Linked DNA regions of Homo sapiens: region 2 is linked to region 1. A link is a contact called in ENCODE Hi-C or POLR2A ChIA-PET data. All regions are on one chromosome and are shown on one strand. Each heading gives the region's core, a stretch centred on a gene start or an enhancer-like site at or near the end of the contact. The rest is flanking DNA. Distances are from core to core; before and after follow the strand shown. Region 1 has its middle 3.8 kb from the start of HSD52. Region 2 overlaps FGGY (FGGY carbohydrate kinase domain containing).

Evidence for each region. Hi-C counts contacts between places; a loop is a spot of excess contacts on that map. ChIA-PET counts read pairs that join two places held with the same protein, here RNA polymerase II (POLR2A). Pooled maps may share reads with other maps.
Region 2: a map of endothelial cell of umbilical vein shows a loop between it and region 1 (2.0-fold over the local background). The contact joins two enhancer-like sites. A Hi-C loop is called at or near these places in 1 of 168 maps with a recorded cell type or tissue (endothelial cell of umbilical vein) and 5 of 50 pooled maps. POLR2A ChIA-PET finds 5 or more read pairs at or near these places in 1 of 52 experiments (activated T-cell).

Annotation. Positions count from the first base shown.
Region 1 is chr1:59,148,692-59,152,600 of GRCh38, reverse strand. No RefSeq gene overlaps it. Among named protein-coding and RNA genes, the nearest start is that of HSD52, 3.8 kb to the right of the region's middle. Within about 2 kb of position 1,465, at least 25 of the 41 ENCODE cell types and tissues checked have a DNase peak (open chromatin) inside an H3K27ac peak, as active enhancers do.
Region 2 is chr1:59,482,069-59,486,036 of GRCh38, reverse strand. All of the region lies in intron 6 of FGGY (FGGY carbohydrate kinase domain containing), which reads right to left. Among named protein-coding and RNA genes, the nearest start is that of FGGY, 190 kb to the right of the region's middle. Within about 2 kb of position 1,781, at least 3 of the 41 ENCODE cell types and tissues checked have a DNase peak (open chromatin) inside an H3K27ac peak, as active enhancers do.

The DNA of each region.
Region 1 (3,909 bases), core at 216-2,715:
CAGGATTTGAAACCAGGTAGTCTAGTTTTACAAAACAAATGCTTACTTTGCTCAATCAGTTCCTCTGATTAATGTTAAAATCTGCTTTCCTATACCTTATGAATCTTCATCCCACTTATTAATTCTGGTTTGGGCCAGAATCAGAAGTTTTCATTTTTAACCCAGAAGTTCATGGATGAATTTCTGCAAATCTAGTGAACCCTGAAATTGTAAAGAAATTTTAATGATTTTTTAGCATTTGTGTATTATTTACTGGGAAGTGGTAGAAAAGCTTTTCGACAGATTCTCCAATGGGTCTTTGATCTAAAAATACACTTGTGAACATTGCTTTAGAGCAGGGGTTCTCAAAGTGTGATCCTGGAGCCAGCAGAATCAGCATCTCCTGGGTATTATTGGGAATGTAGGGCCTATCCCAGACCTACTAAATCAGAAACTCTGGGAGTGGGACCCAGAAATCTGTGTTAATAAGTCTTCCAGATGATTCTGATGTGTGCTCAAGCTTGATAACCACTGCCCTAGAGCAAACATAAACATGAATAATGTGGCAATAGGGTCTGTTCACTGGCCTGGGTGAGACATTCATAGTGGATGTGATATCAAGGAGGGGAGAGCAAAATCACAGAAGGCTGAGATCTTCTTTGGATACTCTCAGGAAGGAAACACTGAGACATAAACTTTGAACTGAGCCAATATTTTGGACAAGGCACTCACGTAGGACTTCCATGGAGCTCAGAACAGGCATTTCTGGGAGATGCTGAGCTCTTGACTTGCAGCTTAGAAGATGCAACCTGTAGAATCATGCATCATTCCCAAATCCCTTGGAGGCTAGCCGTCCCCCTCTCATATACAGTTTCTTCTAGGGCTAGAGTTTAGATATCTTGTTTCATCCAAGGTACACAGACCTCTAATGACATTTCACAGAGGATATTTTCCTGGACTCCCAGGGCATTTAGTATCACTGACACCCTAACCACTCACTGTAAGGTGCCAGGGCCCTGGCCCATACATTTGCCCGGCAACACAACAGCTGTGCACTCTGTGCAGGATTCATGCCTGCAATGCCAGTCTCTTTCAGCATCTTCCTTGAAACACAAAAAGGTCCAGAAACAACCTGCAGTGCTTGGCAATGGAAGCGGTGAGGATCCCTGTGCCCTACTCCCTTGCAGCCTGTCCTCTCCCAGGATCCAGGCTCGGCCTCTTTCTTTCCGCTAAGTCACAAAGCTGGAAAGTGCTGCGGGTAGGGAGAGAGCCTGTGCCTGCTGGTTGGCTTGGAAAGGTTCTGGGAATTCATTATGATCTAAACAACTATTCCAGTTATTCATGTGACTCAGCCCCTGAAATCAGGATCATCCTGTGTCCACAGGGCCGGGTGTTGCTGACTCAGTGCTGAAGAGGGCACCTTGTCAGCCCTCCTAGGCTCCCAACTCCCCCTCTCCCTCCCCTTCCTCCCCAGAGGACACTGAAGGAAAGCAGATGCGTGAGTAAGCTTCTCAGCCTGTTCAGTTTCATTTTTAAACAAGCAACCAACCTCCTCCCATTCTAGCTTCTCACCGCACACATCTGTCAGTCTTCTGTGCATTTTGGTGGGGAAGCAATCACAGTCACTTATGCATCATGCATTCACATATGCATTTAGCACAGGTTTAGCCACACCTACTGTGTGTGCAGCTGATTGCTAAGGGCTCAGATCCAGAGATAGACATGGGCTATATCTGCCCATAACATTCAGGGGTCTAGTGGGGAAAATGCATTAATGGACATTAAGGATGTAATGGAAAAAGCCCTGTAGCAGAGTGCTTTTAACTCTATGGAGAGCTTTGAGATTGCTGAGCTGCAAGTGCCAACCCTTTTTAGGTGTCTGGCATTCCTCTTCAACAAGCAGCAAAATTCATAGACTGTGGTTGGGAACTACTTCATCTATGAGAACTAGAGAGAGAAGAAAATTCCAGGAACCAACATGGCACAAGAGAGGGCTTTCTGGAAGAAGGCTGAAGAAGGCTGAAAGGGTGTGGAGACTAAAGTGGCAAGTTTTACAGTTTTCCCCAAGGGCCTTTCTTTCTTTTTTTTTTTAATATCTACAATTTTTATTTGTAAATTTGAAACACGTAAAATGGAAAAGGAAAATAGGAAGAGAAAAAGAAAAAAAATATATATGTATATATATAACCTAGTGTAATAGTTTGAGCGTTTTTTGTTTTTGTTTTTGTTTTTTGTTTGTTTTGTTTTTCCCTGAATATCTCCTTTTAGGTGAATTCCATCCATCCAGTTACTCCACTGTGGTACATCATACCTCTCTAGATTTGCAACACAGATGATTTCATGAGATTCCCCTTCATCACTGTCTTGGGTTGTTTCCACTCTTTTCTCCATTACATCTTCAATCTTTGTTGTTTTATTCCCCAGTTCCACTGGTGGTGGAAGGTGGGGGGGAATCCTCAATATATGGTCAAAAGTAGATAAGTGGCAATAAAATTAAGAGTTAAATTATTTTTTCTTAAACATAGAAGCAGTTTTCCCATTGTCTTTTAATTGCCAGTTGGAGAAATTTTTTTAATAGTTTCATTCTTGTCCTTTTCTTAAGTCTGATACACACTATGTACTAAGCACGATGGCACAATTTTCCCAAAATAGTAAACTGCTTGAGCTTTCCTTCCTCATTTGATGGGGGAAAGGTGGAGTGAAAAAAAGAAAGATCACATGCTGTTGAATGAAAATTAAAGAAAATATTACATGTAAAGTATCATATCTCATTAACTACTAAAAGAATACACACGCGCACACACACACACACACACACACACAGTAGGTACAGAAAGCTTAAGTAGCCTCACTGAGTGTGGCTGAGCCGAGATTAGGGCCTGTGTTGTTGCCACTTACAAACTTACTGTACATGTAGGTACATAACGCAACGAGATGCTCAGATCCCATTTTACAGATGGGAAAACTGAGACTTGGAGAAGTTGAGTAACATCTCCAAAGCCATACAAATAGTAGGTGAGGTGGCAGGCCTTCAGACCCAGGTGTATCTGAATTCAAAGTCTGGGCCCTTTCTGCCACACCATCCTGTTTTTGTCTTTTTTTTTTTTCTTTCCCTTTGTGAGACCAGATTTCATTTCTCTTTAGGATCTAGTTTGAACCTCTATAAACATGGAATCTGATACCATTGTCATCCAGGATTATGATTTTAATCCATTGCAACATTAGAATTAGAATGCTTAAGCTTAACCCCAAGCATACTTCCTTATATTCATTCATTCATTCAATACATTTATATTGAATATTCATCTGTTTGTGCCAGACCCAGGTCCCAAGAAAAGAGCAACGAAAAAGACAGGCAGGCAGGGTCCTTTCTCCTTGTGGACCATTGAGCATAACAGGGAGAGAAAAATGTGAAGTAATAGTTACACAACTGATCAGTTTATTACAACCGTAGTAAATGGTATTATAATGATAGCTACACTTCCATTGTTTACTATGTGCCAGTACCTATCCTAGGCAATGTACATATATTAACTCATTTCATTCTCATAGGCATACGAAGGAAGTAGAGAAATCAAGGAAGGCTTCTTGAAGGAAGTGTCAGCTCAGTCTGGAAGCAGAAATTATATTAAGGAGAGGGAGTTGGGGAGGAACATGAGTATCCTAGGACTGTGCTGGCCAGGTAATCCTTAGCTACATGAGGCTATGACACATTTGAAATGTGGCTAGGCTGAATTGAGGTGGGCTATAAATGTAAAATACATACTAGGTTTCAAGACAGTATAGAAGAAAATATGTATGATAGTGTGTTAATTTTTTATGTTGATTACACGTTGAGATGATATTTTGGGTATATTGGGTTAAACCAAATATGTAATTAATATTAAATTTACTTGTTTCTTTTTACTTTTTTAAATGTGGCCACTAGAA
Region 2 (3,968 bases), core at 532-3,031, 330 kb before region 1:
ACTAACATAATTAGCAACAAGTCTAGGAGACAGGTATCCTACATAGGGAAAAGTTGGAGTTTAGGTCCAGTTTTACTTGTTTTTAGAATGTTGTCAAGTCACTTCATCACAGTGATTTACAGAAAGTTTAAGAGATAGACTGAAGATTTTAACTCCTGGCTTGGCTGTATGATCTTGGGCAAGTTATTTAACCTCTCTGTGACTGACCATCTGTAAAATGGGGGTAAGTCTCTTAGAAAGACTGTTGAATGAGTTATGTGAGCTATTACAAATAAAGATCTTAGAACAGTTCCTAGTAAATAGTAGGTGCTCAATAATGATAGCTAAACTTACTACCTTAATTTAACTGTTGTTTTCCCAAACCTTATGAGTCACCATTTTTATTAGTTATGATTAAGTGTAGCTACAAATCTACAAAACAGTGATTTTCTAATAAAGCAAAAACAACAGCAAAAACAAATAAACAAATTTCCTACTCATACAAACAAAGTCCAGAGGTAGTGAATCCAAGGCTGGTATGGAAGTTCCACAAAAGCTCACTGTTCTGCCATCCCTGGAGTATGGCGTCTGTCCCCCTTATCCAAAGTCACTGCTAACCTACCTGACCAGCCAATCTACCTGACCCAGGGGAGGGAAAGAGGATGGCCACTGCCTGATCTCCTTAAAGGAGACGTCTCAGGAATCCCACAGGACACATCTGCTTATACCTCATTGGCCAAAACTTAGATGAACATGTGTAGCTGCAAAGGGAGCTGGGAAATGTAGTCTATAATGAAAGACCCTGATGTACCCTAAAAGCCTAAGTTTTGTTAATAAAAGGGATGACAGTGTAGATTAGATGGGCATTCAGCATTCTCTGGACTACTGGTAACATGCCACTAGCTAGTGAGAAAGTTCAGAAGTTGATTCCAGTCCTATCCTATTTTATTCAAAGCTTTGGGGTTCACAACAAATCAAAGGACATTTTCCAAGCACATTTTCTCAAGATCTATAATCCTGCCTCCTCTACTTTAATTATTTTGAAAGCACATCCCCCCTATGGGTGTGATTCACTCTAAATTATTGAAAAATTGATTTTTTAAAAAGATGTCTGCAGGCCAAGATTTTTGAACCATTTTAAAGAGCTGGAAAAATAATAAAACCACTCTTTCTTTTGAAGAATAGAATCATGTTTTTTAGAAAAGAGAGAAAAAAAACTGAATGCTAAAATTAATGTGTCTACATATTCCTTAGTGATGGATAACCTATCTTTTATAAGTCTCTGACTTACAAAGAAATATAAAAGCCCATACTCTCATCACTTATCATGGTGAATTTTATTTGAAAACACACATTATTTACTTCATATTAATTATGGATTATCAATAATCTGAGTACTTTTTATTACCAAATCTTTTAAAATAATGCAAGTGAGAGTGACTCTTCATGGAGGCATTATTTACTGATGCATTTTTCCAATCACAAGGATATATAATGAGGCTCATAAAAAAGTCATGTCTGTGATTGAAAGTCCCTTTCAAATAAACATTACAGTCCTAAACAAATGCACTTTTTACACCCTGGCAAGCTTACCAGATTTCTACTGCATCACAGAGACAGTCCACAAGAAGGTATTCCTTTAAGGCCCATGGAAAGAAGATGATAGAGTAGGTGGACCATAATAGAAAAGGGAGCAGGGAGAAAGATGATATAAGGGAGAATGCAGAAGACATATCGGATCTGGCCCTGTTCAGTGAGATGAGTCAGAAAACCAGGAAGCCAAATGAGTCAGCACCATCCCTATGAAAAATGCAGGGATTGAAATGACTGGAGATCTAATTTACTGGTAAAAAGCATGAGATTTTGGAGTCAGGCCTGCTTTTGAATTCCTGTTCCTCCATCAAATAACCATGAGACTTTGGGACAGTTATCTACCCTCTGTGAGCTTCAATTTCCATATCTGTAAAAGGAAGATAATAATGGTACCTGTACCTCATTGGTTACTGGGGAAGTTTACCTGCTAATTCATGTACAATGTTTGGCGACAGTCCCTGGCATATAATGCACACTCAACAAATGATAACCATTATCAGTACACTATTTCCTTTCCCTATTTTTTTTACAGTAGACATCTTCCCTTCAAGACCCCTGCTTCCTTCATCTTTTATTTTTTTTCAAGAAGCCAAACTGTTAGGAGAAGGGGTGGGAGTAGAGAAGACAGTCTGAATTCATCTCCCCAGGACTTCTCATTTCACTGAAGTTGGAATAACAGTGAGGAAATTGCTTTAGACAAGGGTTTCTGCTTTTGCTGTTGATTTAAACTGTCACCATAGGCTAAAAATGAAAATGCAAATTTTGAACAAAGCTAAGTTTTCATCTAGGGCAGGAAGGAAATGCTTAGGTTGGTAAAAAATAAATGAAAATGCCACTTACTGACCTGTCCCAATAAAGAAATACCTCAAAAAGCTAAGAACAGAATCGAACTAGATACAGAGAATAGACAATTTATGACTTAAGACCACAGTAGAAAATAGTCCTGTTTAGGAAAAGTTTGAAGTCATAATCACAAATCCTAGAGAAGTATTTTATTCTCATAGGTCTCAGCACTTCCCTTTTAGTAATAACAATAAATTAATCATCTGTTTTCTCCATAGTTGATAGGCATCTCGCAGGCAGGGGCTGAGTATCTTCACATGTGCTATCTCCAGTATGTAGCACAATATCTGCAAAGGGTATACTCAGTAAATATTAGTCTGGCAAATGAGTTAATAAATACAGGAAGGAGTGATTTTCATCAGCATTTTCCTCCATTCATGTTGAGAATTTTCCTGGCTAACCAACAAACTTGGCAAAAGTAGTAGGAAAGTCACTCCATGAAGAAGCAGTATTTTTGGTCACACACCAATGAAGTATGGCAGGTTGCTGACCCTCCAGGATGTAACAGCTGGAAGACACTGAGAGATCATCTACTCCAATGGATCTCAAAGTGTGGCTGGGAACCACCACTTGGGAACTTATTGGAAACACCAGTTCTTAATCGCTCCAGAGAATTTCTGATTTAGAAACTCTAAGCAGGCCCAGGAATCAGTGTTTTAAGAATCCCCCCAGGTGGTTCTGACGTATGCTCTGGTTTGAGAATCACTGAATTCAATCCTCCTCAGTTCACAGAGTAGAAAATGGGGCCCAAAAAGGAAATGTCAGTTAAGTTTGTTGATCTGAAGATCAACTTTTGTAATAACTAGATAATTTTAAAAGTGCCAAATTTACAACCTCTTAGCTTTGTGATGTTATTTCACCTCTCTGAGCTTCAGTTTCCTCACCTATAAAATGAGAAGAACAATGGCACTTCATGGTAATTATAATAATCAAGTGATACTATATATAAAAGACACAGAATATGGTGTTTATATATATATATATATACACACAGACACACACACACACATATGTATATATACACACACAGACACACACACACACACACACATATATATACACATAGACACACATATATAAATCTGTAATTCTCTGTGGGAAATAATAGTCAAGATTCTTATGTCCAAAAACTGTTTATATATATATAAATATGCAGCCTCTTAGATAAGTGGTCATTTTTGCTGCGGCAAAAACTTGCTTGAAAGTGAAAACATTTGTCCATGATTCATATAATTGTGCTTGAGGTTACAGTTTGCTACCATGAAGGCTACAGGCTTCATTTTAGGTTTGTGTCTGGCAAGCCCGAGCCCACAGGAGGTTCTAAACATCAGGCTGGTTTTTGAAATAATTCCAGGGTGACCTAAGCCACTAAAAGAGGACTCAGCTGGTGATAAAAGGATCTTGGTAAACATGATCATCAACTTGACAAACACATTTGTTTGGAGATATATAACCCTTAGTCTGTACCCCTATAAACTGAATTTTCAGAATAGCTTAGTATACCCAAGAGAATACAGATCTTGTTCACCATCTGGTTATTAGATACCCTGTCT